Linked DNA regions of Homo sapiens: region 2 is linked to region 1. Evidence: read pairs that join two places in POLR2A ChIA-PET (ENCODE). Cell type or tissue: Panc1. All regions are shown on one strand.

Region 1 (8,000 bases):
GGATTCCTACTGGGAGAGGCCAAACTTGAACCATCTGTTTATTTATTTTATTTTATTTATTTATTTTTTTGAGAATGGAGTTTCACTCTTGTCACCCAGGCTGGAGTGCAATGGCACAAACTTGGCTCACTGCAACCTCCGCCTCCCGGGTTCAGGTGATTCTTTTGCCTCAGCCTCCCAAGTAGCTAGGATTACAGGCATGCACCACCACGCCTGGCTAATTTTGTATTTTTAGTAGAGACGGGGTTTCTCTATGTTGGTCAGGCTGGTCTCGAACTCTTGACCTCAGGTGATCCACCCACCTCGGCCTCCCAAAGTGCTGGGATCAGAGGTGTGAGCCACCACACCGAGCTGGTAAGTATATTTTTATTTTTATTACTATTTTTTTTGAGACAGAGTCTTGCTCTGTTGCCCAAGGCTGGAGTGCAATGGCAAGATTTCAGCTCACTGCAAACTCCGCCTCCCAGGTTCAAGCAATTCTTCTGCCTCAACCTCCCAAGTAGCTGGGAATACAGGCGCATGCCACCACGCCTGGCTATTTTTTTTTTTTTTTTGTATTTTTAGTAGAGACAGGGTTTCACCATATTGGCCAGGCTGGTCTTGAACTCGTGACCTCGTGATCCGCCCGCCTCAGCCTCCCAAAGTGTTGGGATTACAGGCGTGAGCCACCGCGCTGGGAGGTGTATTTTTAAACTTAGAAAAAACGGCCCAACTGTTTTCCAAAGTAGTTGTACACGTTTTGTATTCCCACCAGCAACATATGAGGGTTTCATTGCTCTGCATTCTACTTATTTATTTATTTATCTTTGTGACAAGATCTCACTCTGTCACCCAGGCTGGAGTGCAGTGGTGCAAACATGGGTCACTGCAGCCTCAACCTCTGGGGCTCAGGCAATCCTCCCGTCTGGGCCCCTTGTGTAGCTGGGACCAAAGGCACACGCGACCACGCCAGGTGAATTTTAAAATTTTTTGTAGAGATGGAGTCTTACTTTGTTGCCCAGCCTGTTTTTCAACCCCTGGTCTCAAGCAGTCCTCCTGCCTCAGCCTCCCGAGTTGCTGGGATAACAGGTGCGCACCACCAAGGCAGGCTAATTTTTTTAAATTTTTAAATTTAATTTAATTAATTTGGTTATTTATTTTGAGACGGAATCTCGCTCTGTCGCCCAGGCTGGAGTGCAGTGGCGAGATCTCGGCTCACTGCAAGCTCCGCCTCCCGGGTTCACGCCATTCTCCTGCCTCAGCCTCCTGAGTAGCTGGGACTACAGGCGCCTACCACCACGCCCGGCTAATTTTTTATATTTTTAGTAGAGACGGGGCTTCACCGTGTTAGCCAGGATGGTCTCGATATCCTGACCTCGTGATCCGCCCACCTCGGCCTCCCAAAGTGCTGGGATTACAGGCGTGAGCCACTGCGCCCGGCCAAGGCAGGCTAATTTTTTATTATTCATATATTTATTTTGGGAGGAAGGTTGTTTTTTAATACTCAAATATTACCCCAAACGTGCACACATACACCCCTTGGTTTTTCCCCTTGAGGTTTATGATATTTAGAAAAGAACTCCCCCACCCTCTTAGGAGACGAGGGAGGTTGCAGGTGCCCCAGAACTCTCGGTGGGCTCTCCCAGGAGTCCCAGGACAAGCCGAAAACCAGGAGACTCTTGCAGTCAGGGGGCAACTGGGGAAGCGGCGGCGTGGGGCACAGGAGCGGTGCCCTGGGACCGGCGGGACGGCCCTGAGACCCCGGGGCTGGGAAGCAGCCGCAGCTGCCGAGCCGGGGACACCCAGGCACCACCCAATGGGAGCGCGCGGGAGCGAGGCAGGGGCAGCAGCGGAGAGAAAGGAGGGTATGGGCAGGATAGCGGCTTCCCAGAGCCGGGGAGCAGCTCCCTAACCTCACTGCGAGATCTTTAAGGAGGAGGGTTCCGCTTGCCCGCCCTCGGATCCTCCCTCGAGTAGAGTCCACCTCCTCCCCTCTCCTCCTCGGTCCCGGGCTTTGGCGCCTTCCCCCAGTCCCTCTCTGTCCCCCATCCTGTTCCGTCTTGGCAGTGGCTTTAAGGGGAATCCCACCCCGACGTAAAGGGGCTTTGTCCCCCAGCTCTCCTCGCCCCTTAGCCCCGCCTAGCCAGGAGTCAGGCCTCAGAGGGTCTGGTGGCTGGGAGGAGGGCGCTCCAGGGGCCAGGGGCTCGCGGAGGCCACTCGTGAGGGAGGACCAGCCTATGGACCTACGTGTGGCCGAGATCAGCGCGACTGAGATGCGGACAGAGAGTGAGACTCTCCAGGCTCAAATCCCTGGCAAGCCACTGGCGAACTGGCGTTCCTGGGCAAGTCCCTTAACCTCTCAGCTCCTTCATTTCCTCGCTCCTAAAATAGGGCTAAAGAGAGTGCATTCTTGGGATTGTTGGGAGGATTAAATGAATTAATATATGTCAAGCTTTTAGGACCCTATCTGGCCCAGGGTAAGTGCTACATAAGGTTTGATATTATTGTAAGCTGAGCACAGAATTCCAGTGTCCTCTTCCCAGGTGCCACGACTGCCCCTGCCCCTTCCTTCTCTGAAGGCCTGTCCCAATCTGGTTATGCTCACCAGAGATGAGAAGGGTCGTGCACAGACACTCACTCCCAGCTCCACCCAGTCCCTGGCCCTGGCCTGCGGCCTCTCTCCACTCCCAGCCCTTGGGGAAGCCCCAGCAACTCTTGATGAAGGAAGATGAAGTCAGCAACATTCCCATTGCACGTGGTCTGGGTCACCCACCAGAGTGAGAAAAGCTGAGAAGCTCTACACTCTGAATCCTTGTCCCAGCCCTGTCACTATCTCTGTGACCTTGAGTCAGTCACCCTCTGGGCCTCAGTTTTTTTATGAGTAAAATAAATTTATTCATTCAAAAATATTTTTACGGGTACATAATAGTTGTACATAAAAGATACTCTTGGCCAGGCGCAGTGGCTCACGCCTGTAATCCCAACACTAAAAAATTAGCCAGGCGTGGTGGTGCATGCCTGTAATCCCAGCTACTCGGGAGGCTGAGGTGGGAGAATTGCCTGAACATGGGAGGCAGAGGTTGCAGTGAGCCGAGACCATGCCACTGTACTCCAGCCTGGGTGACAGAGCGAGACTCTGTCTCAAACAAACAAACAAAAAACAACCACTTACCACATGGCCCAGCATCTCACTCCTAGGTACCCAAGAGAAATGAAAACTACTCAAGAAAAATGAAATGAAAACGCAAAAATCCATACATTGAGTGTTTATGGCAACTTTATTCATAAATACCTCAAATCGGAAACAGTCTAAACATTTTTCAGCTGGTGAATAGATAAACAGATGGCAGTGCATGCACACAATGGAATATAACTCAACAAAAAAAGGAACTACTGTTACATGCAACAACACAGATGAATCTTTGTTTATTTATTTATTTACTTTTGGAGACAGGGTCTCGCTCTGTCACCCAGGCTGGAGTGCAGTGGCACCATCTCCACTCACTGCAACCTCTGCCTCCCAGGTTCAAGCGATTCTCGTGCCTCAGCCTCCCGAGTAGCTGAAATTACAGGGGTGCATCACCTCTCCCGGCTCATTTATTGTATTCTTAGGAGAGACGGGGTTTTGCCATGTTGGCCAGGCTGGTCTCGAACTGCCCTCCAGTGATCCGCTTGCCTCGGCCACCCAAATTCCTGGGCCAAGTTAAATGAATTTTTTTTTTTTTTTTTTGAGACGGAGTCTCTGTCTGTTGCTCAGACTGGAGTGCAATGGTGTGATCTCATCTCACTCTAACCTCCACCTCCTGGGTTCAAGCGATTCTCCTGCCTCAGCTTCTTAAGTAGCTGGGATTATAGGTGTGCACCACCACGCCTGGCTAATTTTTGTATTTTTAGTAGAGATGGGGTTTCACTATGTTGGCCAGGCTGGTCTCGAACTCCTGACCTCGTGATCTGCCCACCTTGGTCTCCCAAAGTGCTGGGATTACAGGCATGAGCCACCTTACCTGGCCATTTTTTTCTTGTTTATTTATTTATTTATCTTTTTGAGACAGAGTCTCACTCTGTTGCCCAGGCTGGAGTGCAGTGGCACGATCTCAGCTCACTGAAACCTCTGCCTCCCGGGTTCAAGTGATCCTCCTGCCTCAGCTTCCTGAGTAGCTGGAACTACAAGCATGCGCCACCATACCCAGCTAATTTTTGTATTTTTAGTAGAGACGGGGTTTCACCATGTTGGCCAGGCTGGTCTCAAACTCTTGACCTGGTGATCCGCCCACCTCAGCCTCCCAAAGTGCTGGGATTACAGATGTGAGCCACCACGCTCGGCCTTTTTTTTTTTTTTTTTTTTTTTTTTAATTCTTTAAGCTCACCAGTGCAGTTAAGCAGGCAGACCACACCAGGGCCTTTGATTTCCTTTCCCCACCATAACGATTTAATCTCAACAGTGTGTAGCCTGCCAAAGCCTTACCTTCAATAGGCCAGTCATTCCTGGTGATCCCAGGTAGTAAATTAATTTATTCATTTTGTCATTACATGTGATAACTGAGACTTCAGATATCCACTCTCAGATCCCTTCCTTGAAGGTATCATCCTGAATTCTAGTTGCAGGAAATAAACTACTCTAGCTGGTGGGGATCCTGAAGCTGACTGAACCCATGAACACAAATTGCAGCTGTGATCCATGGATCAGGAAACCACTACTGCTCCTTGTGGTTCAACTGTCTCACAATACTCAATACCTACAAAGCAAATGACTGGACACTGGACACTGCTCCAGAAAAATCCCACAGCCTCATGACCAGACGTGCTAGCAGGAACAATCAAAGCAGCAGAGGAGGGTCTTCACCTCACTTCCACTTTCCGAATCGTATTCATCTGCATCTAATTAGTGCGACATAATTCACTTCCTAGCTGCAAGGACATCTGGGAAATGCACTTTTTAGCTCTTTGGTTTCTGAAGCAGAAAGGTACCAATTTGGAATGGAGCTGAATGCCAATCCATTCCAACTACTGCCTTTGGATTTTGCAGCCAGACTGCCTGGGTTTGAATTCTGGCTTTGCCATTTATTTAGCTGTGAGACCTTAAGGAAGGTAGTTTACCTTTCTGAGCCTCAGTTTCTTCACCTGTAAAATGAGGATTGTAATACTATCCGTCTCATAGGGTTGTTGTTAGGATTAAGTGAATTAATATATGTAATGTGCTTAGCACAGTGCCTGACACATAGAAAGTGCTCAGTAAATACTGGTTACTGGCCAGGCGCGGTGGCTCATGCCTGTAATCCCAGCACTTTGGGAGGCCAAGGTGGGTGGATCACCTGAGGTCAGGAGTTTGAGACTAGCTTGGCCAACATGGTGAAACCCCATCTCTACTAAAAATACAAAAATTAGCCAGGCATGGTGGTGCACGCCTGTAATCCCAGCTACTTGGGAGGCTGAAGCAGGAGAATCACTTGAACCTGGGAGGCAGAGGTTGCAGTGAGCTGAGTTCGTGCCATTGCACTCTAGCCTGGGTGACAAGAGTGAAACTCTGTCCCCCCCAAAAAAAACCAAATACTGGTTATTATGGTAATTGCCATTGTTATATGACCAATCCAGGATGACACCAGGATGAAGAAAACAGGGTAGGCTGGGTGCGGTGGCTCACGCCTGGAATCCCAGGACTTTCAGAGGCTGAGGTGGGCAGATCACCTGAGGTCAGTAGTTTGAGACCAGCCTGGCCAACATGGTGAACCCCCCATCTCTACTAAACATACAAAAATGGTTGGGTGTGGTGGCGCATGCCTGTAGTCCCAGCTACTTGGGAGGCTGAGGCAGGGGAATCACTTGAACCCAGCAGGTGGAGGTTGCAGTGAGCTGAGATCACGCCATTGCACTCCAGCCTTGGCAACAAGAGTGAAACTGTCTCAAAACAAAACAAAACAAACAAACAAAAAACAATAACACAAACCAAAGAAACAAAAAAATAGGGTACCTGTCTTCAAGGCATTTCCAGTCTCATGGGGAAGATGACATAAATAGCTAAGTATGCCACATGATGAAATGAAACAAAGGCAGTTGGAAAATATAGCACGGTTCTGAAGCTCAAGAGAGGCTAGGGCTGGAGGTAAATATTGAGATACCAGCTCAGAGGTAGCAACAGAGTCAGGGAATAAAAATAAGATTGTCCATGGCCAGGCACGGTGGCTCACACTTGTAGTCCCAGCACTTTGGGAGGCTGAGGTGGGTGGATCACTTGAGGTCAAGAGTCCAAGACCAGCCTGGCCAACATGGTGAATCCCCATCTCTACTAAAAATACAGAAAATTAGCTGCCTGGTGGTGGGTACCTGTAATGCCAGCTGCTTGGGAGGCTGAGGTAGAAGAATCGCTTGAACCCCAAAGGTGGAGGTTGCAGTGAGCCAAGATTGTGCCACTGCACTCCAGCCTGGGCGACAGAGTTAGACTCCATCTCCAAAAAAAAAAAAAAAAGGCCCAAGAAGAGAAAAAGCTGAGGACAGCCTGCAAGGCCTGTGTTTAAAGGGCAGATGGATGAAGTGCAGCAGGCAGAGGTGAGAGGACTGCGGAGCGCAGTGGTGTGCAGGTCAAGAGCAGAAGGACATCAGGGTCAAGTGCTGCAGAGGCTGAAAAAGATGAGGAGAGAGGGGAGGCTGCTGGACTTAGACTGGTGGCCTGTGAGGGCCTTCAGTGGCAGGGTGCAGGGGGGATGAGGAGGAGCTTTGGGGCAAGGTACGTTGGCAGTCGACCCTTTCCCAATGCCCTGTGGGCCCCAAGGAGACCTAAGGGTACATACAAGGGCAAACCTGAATGTGCAGGTCGGGGGCTGAGAGATGCTGCTCATACACCCAGGACCCATCCTCGCTGCTGATCCCCAAGATATGCCAGGCTAGGTCCCTCATCTCCTTCAGTCTTGGCCCAATGTCACTTCCTGCCCAGGCTGCCCTACTTAAAACTGCAATCTGCTGGCCAGGCGTGGTGGCTCACGCCTATAATCCCAGCACTTTGGGAGGCTGAGGCAGGTGGATCACCTGAGGTTGGGATTTTGACACCAGCCTGATCAACATGGAGAAACCCCCATCTCTACTAAAAATACAAAATTAGCCTGGCATGGTGGCGCATGCCTGTAATCCCAGCTACTCGGGAGGCTGAGACATGAGAATCTCTTGAACCCGGGAGGCGGAGGTTGCAGTGAGCTGAGATTGAGCCATCGCACTCCAGCCTGGGCAACAAGAATGAAACTCCATCTCAAAAGAAAAACAAAAACAAAAAATCCTGCAATCTGCTGCCCCCTTCCTATGGTAGGCTGAATAATGGTCCCCTCCCATCCCAAGATGTCCATATCCTAACCGCCCCTCTTTGCCTGTGAGTTTCCTTACACAGCAACAGGGACCTTGCCATGTAAATCAAAGATCTTAAGTTGGGGAGATTATGCTCATTGTCTGGGTAAATCTAATGTCATCAAAGGATCCTTATAAGAAGGAGGCAGAAGGGTCAGAGAAAGGAGATGTGAGGATAATGGAAGCAGAAGTCAGGAGAGAGGGAAGTGGGGAGAGATTTGAAGATGCTGGCTTTAAAGATGGCAGATGGGACCAAGTCAAGGAATGCAGGTGACCTCTAGAAGCTGGAAAAGTCAAGGAAACCAGTTCCACCTACAACCTGTAGAAGGAAAATAGCTCTGCAGAAGCCCTGATAGGGCTTCTGATATACCAAACGGTAAGATAACAAACTGTAAGATAACGTGTACATTGTTTTTGTTGTTGTTGTTGTTGTTGTTGTTGTTTTTTGAGTCTCGCTCTGTCGCCCAGGCTGGGGTGCAGTGGTGCAATCTCCGCTCACTGCAAGCTCCGCCTCCCAGGTTCACTCCATTCTCCTGCCTCAGCCTCCTGAGTAGCTGGGACTACAGGCGCCCGCCACCACGCCCGGCTAATTTTTTTGTATTTTTAGTAGAGATGGGGTTTCACTGTGTTAGACAGGATGGTCTCGATCTCCTGACCTTGTGATCCTCCCACCTCAGCCTCCCAAAGTGCTG
Region 2 (8,000 bases), 340 kb after region 1:
GGGTGACCCAGAGGAGACAGGATAGGCAAGGGTCCTCACTGCACTCCGTCGTGGCAGGCACTCTGTCAACCTTCCCATCTGTATGATAGGCAATTGATTAACTCATTCATTCCTGAAATGTGCCTCAGGCTTCGTTCAGCAGTGCTGTCCAGTCAGGGCCTTTGACCAGGGTGCACGTGATGAGCACTGATCCTGGCCCTGTATGCTGCACTGCTTTACCCTCTAGACTTTCCCTCACTTGAACAAGAGGGAAAAGGGTGGGGATTTCCCTGCTGTTGAGAAAGGCTGGGAGACAAGTTATAGTTTTCCTTGGTTTCACCTGGTCCAGGCACGGCTGTATTGATCCCGGGCTTGGAAAGGGTGGAAGGCATACAGGTTGAGGGGCCTGGGAGAGTGTGAGTGTTTGTGCAAGTCTAGGAACAGTGGCCATGAGGCGACTGTGGGTTGGGAGGGTGAGCAAGGGGAACAGATTGAGAAGGGCTGCTCTTGTTACTCTATACAGGAGTTGATGCGATTCCCAGCTGAGATTGAATTATGAATTATGAAGCAGACTTGAGGTATCCTTTCCTCTGACGTTGTTCTCCTCTGAGCCCCGTGAGAGGATCTACTGATTATTCTGTTTTCATGCGAACAGGCAATCTAGAGAAGTCACCAACAACATGAACTGCTCTACATAGGTGGGGGTGGATTTGCTGTGCGGTCAGGATCCAACCTTCCCTTTTCCTGAGAGTAAAAGGAAGGAGCCTTTGGCCAGGCAGCTGGGGCCCTGGGGCCCTGAACTTGCTCTGTAGGCATTGGCTGTGTGGCCTTGGGCAGGTCACTATTTGTCCGTGGCCCTGTGGAGGTTCCTCCTCCACAGTATAGGAGCTGCAGGGTTCCTCTTCCGTGTAGAAACTCACGCTGCATCCACGTGGGGGAAGGGGAGACCCTGCCTTCAGGGCCCTTGCTGCCTGTGGTGGACACATGGCCCAGACAGTGGGTGGTGTGGGAGCCCTGGCCACTGTTCCTTCATGGGACACTTCAAGAAGGTGCCCCTCAATGCTGTGTGAGATGGATATTCAGGGATGTAGAAGGGGTGTGGGGGTGCACAGAGCTGTCTCCCCACAGCTGTGGTGTCAAGCACTGTTTCAGCTCTCAGGCCACTGTGTCTGGCTTTTGCTCAGGGAACAGAGACTTCCTGAGAGGGGGCACCATCCCCTGAGGATCTGGTGCAGCATCCAGGTTCGTGTCCAGGGCTGCCAGGTCCTTGGGGGCCAGCTGGAGGGTCCAGACCTCAAGCTAGGAATCCTGCACATGCTGGTCCTGACTTGGGAGATGAGGAGTCAAGTTTAATGAGAGTCCAGGTCTCCAACTCAGGGCACAGAAACCTGTGGGTCTCCCTCCCAGAGGCAAAGGCCAATCTTCTGGCCCTGCTCTCTCCTGGTATCTGTCTGCCTGAGCACGCATACCTGCTCTGGCTCTACCCCCACCTTTTTGTCTTCTATGGCAATGTGGAGATGGGCTTTTGGGTCAAAACAAATTCTTTTTCTTTTCTCCCTCATGCATCCAAATGCCAGGCCCCAGAAGAAAGCCCCTCTCAGTGGGCCTTTGGTGTCAGTCACCTTCTCCCTTGTCTCTCCCTGCAGGCTCGTAGTGCTCTTAGCCCACACTGTCTCCTTCTGTGATGCAGAAGCAAGAGCTCTTCTCCTATCTCTGGTACTGAAGTAAGGGCATGCATAAACACCTTTTGAAACATGATTACTATCAATTCTCAGTTATCCACCTTAGTGGATGTCAGCCATGGTACTGATTATCTGCAACCATGTTTAGCAAGAAGTTGTTTTTGTTTCATTTTACAAGGCCTCCTATGACCTATTCTAAGGCAGAGGGACTCTCTGCCTTCCACGGATTCGTAGACCCTGGGTGGCCACAAAAGGGAGGAGGAGAGAGGAAGATCTATGGGGACTGGGAGGGTGAAAGTGTGCCAGCCCGGCCCCACCCCATTCCCTGAGAAAGCCAGGTGGATTATCCACCTGGAGAGCAACCTGAGGGTGGGCTGGGTTCAGGTGTCTCCCCTTCTGCCGGAATGAGTATAAAAACATAGCAGAAGCAAATCCATCATAAGGGCCATACTTCAGGCAGAGTCTAGTTTGAAATGATGTCCAGTGTGACCTGCTGGGCTATGAGGGGTGTGACTAGAGCCCTGGAGCCCTCCAGTTTATGAAGGAGATCTTGCATCCTGTGTTTTGTTTAAAGGGTTGCCCACTCCCACCTTACCCTCTCTCCCACACCTCTCCAATAAACTTCATGGGGAATTTATTCTGTTTGGAAACTTTAAAAATATTCACTAATAAGATCTTCCCTGAGTATTGTTCACTACCCCCAGATTGCCATCCTGCAAGGCACACATGTGCACATGTGCACACACACACACACACATGTTCATTCTGTTCTATCCTTGCTTGGCTGTCTGTGCTGACAGGAGGGAACACTGGAAGGGGTGCTATTCCTGTTTGGCTTTGGAAGGTTGGCACAAAGGACCCTTGTTTCCTCTCTCTATTAGGAAAACTCAGCTTCCGTTTTTACAGCAATAACTTCAGGCCTTGAGCCTTGTTTGGTGGCCAAGCTGGTGTTATTATTGGCTAATTGCAGGGTAATAGTGTTGCTATCATTATTGCTAGGAGGACTATTATCAGGTAACTAAATGGCCAGAGGGTGTGGAGTGGGAAAAGCAGCCTGGGGGCTTGGGTCACAAGGGCAACTCTCCTGTTTCGTCTCCTGCTTTGCTCAGAAGGCAGTTTCCAGTCCAGCACTGCACTTGGAGTCCAGAGGTGTTGTATTGGAAGGCAGGTCTTGTCAAAAGTTCCCTGCTGTGAGCTCTGTTTTGAGCAGCAAGGGGAGGAAGATAGCCAGGGATAATGGTGCACAGGTCCTGCCTTTGAGCCACTCCTACACTTCTGAAGAGGCAGCATGCATTCATTCAACAACCATTTATGTGCCAGATTGTTCTCAACACTAATACAAAAGGGTGATCAAGACTTCTGGCTACTGGGAAGCAGGTAAGTGAAGGTGCACAGTATAGTGAGACAGATGCTATCTTGGGAAGAGCATCTCAGGAACAAGAGACCCAGATTAGGAGGATAAGGGAGACTTCCTTGATGAAGATTTCTCAAAGCTGAAACCTGAAACCTGAAAGATGAAGAGTTAGCCAAGGGGAAGGGAGTGTTTAAGTAGAGGTGCTGTATCTACTGTGAACAGAGCAGTGCTGGGCACATAAGTAGGTGCACCATAAATGGTTGAAATGGTCAAATGAAAGAAAAGGAGATTGACAAGAGCATAAGAAACTGCAGTCTGGTGGAGCTTGCAGAGAGATGTGGCAGGACAGGTGGGTGGGGCAAGATCAGGACAAGAGAGCCCTTCCGGGTAGAGTGGCCACCTTGTTCCTGTTTGCCTGGAACTTTCCTAGTTTTAAAACTGAAAGTCCTACATCCTGAGAACCCAATAAGCCCAGGCAAATGGAAAATGTTGGTCATCCTATGGCTGCGTTGCCTTCCCAGATTTGGACTCCATGCTGCAGCTTTGAGCAGTGGACTATTAGACACAATGGCAAGAATGCTTGCTTACCTAGCAGGCAGAGCATAGCTGAGCCTGCTGGGTGCCTCCCCACCCCGCCCCTTATCCTTTCTCCTTTCACAGAAGTAGAAATTTAGATGAGCACATGGCCAGCCACCCAAAGATGACATTTCCCAGCCTCCCTTGAAAATAACTATGGCCATGAAACTAAGCTCTGGTCAGAGGGATACGAGTTGTGGTATCTTGCTCCTGATTGTGCTGTTAAAAGGCACAACTCCTGAGAGTGGGTTCAGGCTCTGATGAAAACAATATGAGGAAGTTTAAGAAACTCTCCAAGCTCAAGACCTGACCCAGACCTTTTCAATAAGAATCTCAGGGTCAGGGAAAGTAGGGATTTTAGAAAGATCTCAGGCAGTAGTGGTTAAAAGGATGGACTCTGCAGTGGGCTGCCTGGCTTCCAGTCCTGGTTCTAGCTATGTGACCTTGTGCAAGTAACTTAACCTTCTGTGCTTCAGTTTTCTTATCCATAAACTGTGTGTTAACTGAACCTTCTTGATGGGGTTATTTTGAAGATTAGTGTGCTCAGAACAGTACCTGTCATATACATGCTTAATTTATTAATGTGCTCAGTAAACATTGCAAGATGTACTATCGCATATCACAACCAGGATATTGACATTTATACAATTAAGATACAGAACTTTACCATCATCACAAATTTCCCTCATGTTGTCCTCATTTGGACACACCCACTTCTCTCCTGTGACACTGTTTAACCCCCAAGCAATTACTAATCTGTTCCCCATTTCTGTATTTCAAGAATGTTATATAAATGGAATCTTTTTGAGAGTATTACATAAATGGAATCATACAATATACAAATCATACAATCCCTGAGGATTTTTTTTTTTACTCAGTATAATTCTTTAGAGATTCACATGGGTCATTGCATGTAGTGATAGTTTATTTCTTTTCATTGCTGAGTAGTACTCTATGACATGAATGTACCACGGTTTGCCACCCATTGAAGGGCACCTGGATTGTTTGCATTTTTTGGCTATTACAAATAAAGCTGCTATAAATGTTTGCATACAGGTTTTTGTGTGAACATAGATTTCATTTCTCTGGGATAAATGATCAGGTTTGTAATTGCTGGGATGTATGAGAGTTGCTTGTTTGGTTCTTTAAAAACTGCTAAACTGTTTTCCAGAGTGGCTGTGCCATTTTACATTCTCATTAGCAATATATGAGTGCTCTAGTTTCTCTGGGTCCTTGCCAGCATGTAGTGTTGCCACTAAGTCTTATTTAAGCCATTCTGATAGGTGTTGAGTAATATCTCATTGTGGCTTAAATTTGTATTTCTCTAATGTTGAATTTCATTTTGTGTGCTTATTTGCCATCGGTATGAACTATTCAGTGAAAGTCTTGTGATGTTTTTGCCCATTTTCTAATGCAATTGCTTGTTCTTTTGTTGTTGAGTTCTGAGAGTTCATTATGTATTCTAGATCCTAGTCCTATGCTGAATATGTGGTCTGCAAATAATTTTTCCTAGTCCATTGCTTGTCTTCTCATCCTCCTTAACAAGGTCTTTTGCAGTACAAAGTTTTTAATTTTGATGAAGTCCAGTAGATTTTTCCTTATATGGATTATGCTTTTGATGTCAAATCTAACACCTCTTTACCTACCCTTTATCTTGAGGATTTCCCCTATTGTTTTTCTAAAAGTTCTATAGTTTTACATTTTATAGTCAATTAAGTCTGTGATCTATTTTGAGTTAATTTTTGTGCAAAATATGAAACTTAAATCAAGATTTTTTGTTTTATTTTTGTTTTGCCTATTTGTATATAATTACTTCAGCATCATTTGTTGAAAAGGCTAACTTTCTTCCACTGAATTATTTTTGACTCTGTCAGAAACTAGTTGAGGTCCAATTTATCTATTTTTTTTTTTTGTTTTGTTGTCGCTTGTGCTTTTTGTTTCTGTTATGGGTTGAATTGCATTCTCCAAAAAAGATATGTTAAAGTCCTAACTCCCATTACCTCCAAATGTGAATGTATTTGCAAATAATGTGCTTTAAAAATTTTCTTTTGAGACTTCCTCTTCAACCCATGAGTTATTTAGATGTATATTGTTTAGTTAATAAGTGTTTGGATAGATCCTGTTATCTTTCCTTTGTTTACATTCAGTTTATTTATTTTGGCTAGAGAACATACTCTGTATGGTTTAAGTTATTTACAACTTGTTGAGGTTTATTTTATATCCCAGAGTATGGCCTATCTTGGTATATGTCCTGTGGGCACTTGAATAGAATATTTATTCTGCTTTTGTTAGGTAGAATGTTTATAAATATCAATTAGATCCTGTTGGTTGATGGTACTGTTAAGTTCTTTTATATCCTTGATAATATTCTTGCTAATTGTTCTATTGACTGTGAGAAAGGAATATTGGAGTCCTTAACTATAATTGTGGATTTGTCTATCTAATATTTTAGTTCCATCAGTCTTTCATTCACATATTTTGCAACTCTTTTGTTTGGTGTATAAACATTAGGAATGTCTTCTTACTAAATCACTATTTCTTCTTGGTGAATTGGTCTTTTTAAATTATACACTGTCTCTCTCTGTCTCATAATTTTTTTGCTTTGAAGTATACTTTATCTGATGTTAATCTAGACACTTATAGTTGAGATAAGTTTTTGGAGATAGCATATAGTTGGTTCATGTTTTAAAATATACTCCGCCAATCTCTGTCTTTTAATTGGTACATTTAGGCCATTTATATTTAACATAATTATTGATATATTAGGGCTTAAGCTGCCATTTAAATTTTTGTTTTCTAATTGTTCTCTTTTTTCTATTTATGTTTTTCTCCTACTGTCCTGTTGGTTACTTGAACATTTTTAAGAATCCATTTTGATTTATGTATTGTGTCTTTTAGTAAACGTTTTTGTATAGCATTTTTAGTGCTGCTGAGTATTTTATTATATATACATAACTTATCACAGTCTATTGCTATCATTATTTTATCAGTTGAAGAATCCTTACCTCTTTATATTCCTTTACCGTCTCTCATTTATAATATAATTTCTTAAATATTTCATCTAAATACATTTAGAATCACATCAGACAGTGTTAGAATTTTTGCCTCAACCATTGAACATAATTTATAGGAAATTCAAGAGAAGGAAAGTCTATTGTATTAACTTATTTTTTAAAAATTATCATGTTTTTTCCTCCTTCCTAATGTTTCAAGTTGTCTTCTTTTATCATTTTCTTTCTGTTTAGAGAACTTACTTTAGCCATTCTTTTAGGGTAGGCCTGCTGGAAACACATTCTTAGTTTTTCTTCATCTGAGAATGTTTTCATTTTGTCTTCATTCCTGAAGGATATTTTTACTGGGCACTGAATTCTGCATCAACAGTTCTTTGCTTTCAGCACTTGAAAACTATGCCACTCCCTGCTAGCCTCCATAGTTTATGATGAGAAATCTTCTGTCCTTCAAATTGTTTTTTCCCTAAAGGTAAAGCATTGTTTCTCTTTAGCTGCTTTCAGGTTTTTATTTGTAGTTTTCAGAATTCTGACTATAATATGTCTAGGTATGAATTTCTTTGGGTTTATTCTGTTTAGGGTTTGCTCAGCTTCCTGAATCTGTGGGTTTACGTCTTTTGCCAAATTTGGGGAATTTTTATTCCTTATTTCTTTGAGTTATTTTTCAGCAATACTTCTTTTCCTTTCCTTCTGAACCCCAGTGACTTGACTGTTAGATCTTTTGTTAGAGTCTCCCTGATCCTGAGACTTGGTTCATTTTATTCTTCTTCAGTCTGTTGTTCAGTTCTCTTTATTATTCAGATTGGGTAATTTTTATTGTCCTCTCTTCCAGTTCACTGATTCTTTCCTCTGGCCTTTTATTCTCCTGTTACGTGTATCCATTGAGTTTTTTATTTTGATTATTATATTTCTTAGTTCTAAAACTTCCATTTAAAGATCCAGAAGCTGATGGATGTGGGTCTGATCGCAATTCAGTGATGACTTGTTCATCCTCCACTTCCCTTCGCCCTCGTGTGGAAAGAGGAGCTGGGACTGTGGCAGGCAGCAAGGAGCGGAAGGGAGAGAAATGGGATAGAAGGCCTCATTTCTATATATTTATACACAACCCCAGGGAAGGCACAGAGACTTGTACTTGCACTGTTCATGCTGTCACTGCCTCTGGGCCCTCCCAGCACACGTGTGGTCTCTTCACCACTGCCCTCCAGTTCCGTGTCTCCTTCTTCTGCCCCCAGTTGCTGTCTCAGCTGCTCTCCCAGAGTTGGTTATTTTTAGTTTGGGGCAGTAGGCATATATGGGGAGGAGAGGGGGTTCTTCCCAGACTCACATCCCAGATGTTTATTCCATGTCCTCTTCTCCAATAAAACAAGCAAGTTGGGGATGTTTATAAAAAAATAAAAAATA

What was found. Peaks named below come from ENCODE experiments on the same cell type or tissue, not always from the same donor. Only the 100,000 strongest peaks of a DNase experiment are listed, where the experiment ranks them.
Region 2: POLR2A ChIA-PET joins it to region 1 with 8 read pairs; 2 of 35 experiments call an interaction of 5 or more read pairs at or near these places.

Annotation. Positions count from the first base shown.
Region 1 is chr12:52,959,408-52,967,407 of GRCh38, reverse strand. No RefSeq gene overlaps it. Among named protein-coding and RNA genes, the nearest start is that of KRT18, 14 kb to the right of the region's middle. RefSeq lists an enhancer at 1,866-2,509. In Panc1, no CTCF peak of the experiment used is centred here; no DNase peak of the experiment used is centred here; H3K27ac peaks cover 4,841 bases.
Region 2 is chr12:52,622,322-52,630,321 of GRCh38, reverse strand. It overlaps a transcript of KRT73 not described here. Among named protein-coding and RNA genes, the nearest start is that of KRT73, 7.8 kb to the right of the region's middle. In Panc1, no CTCF peak of the experiment used is centred here; no DNase peak of the experiment used is centred here; H3K27me3 peaks cover 2,544 bases.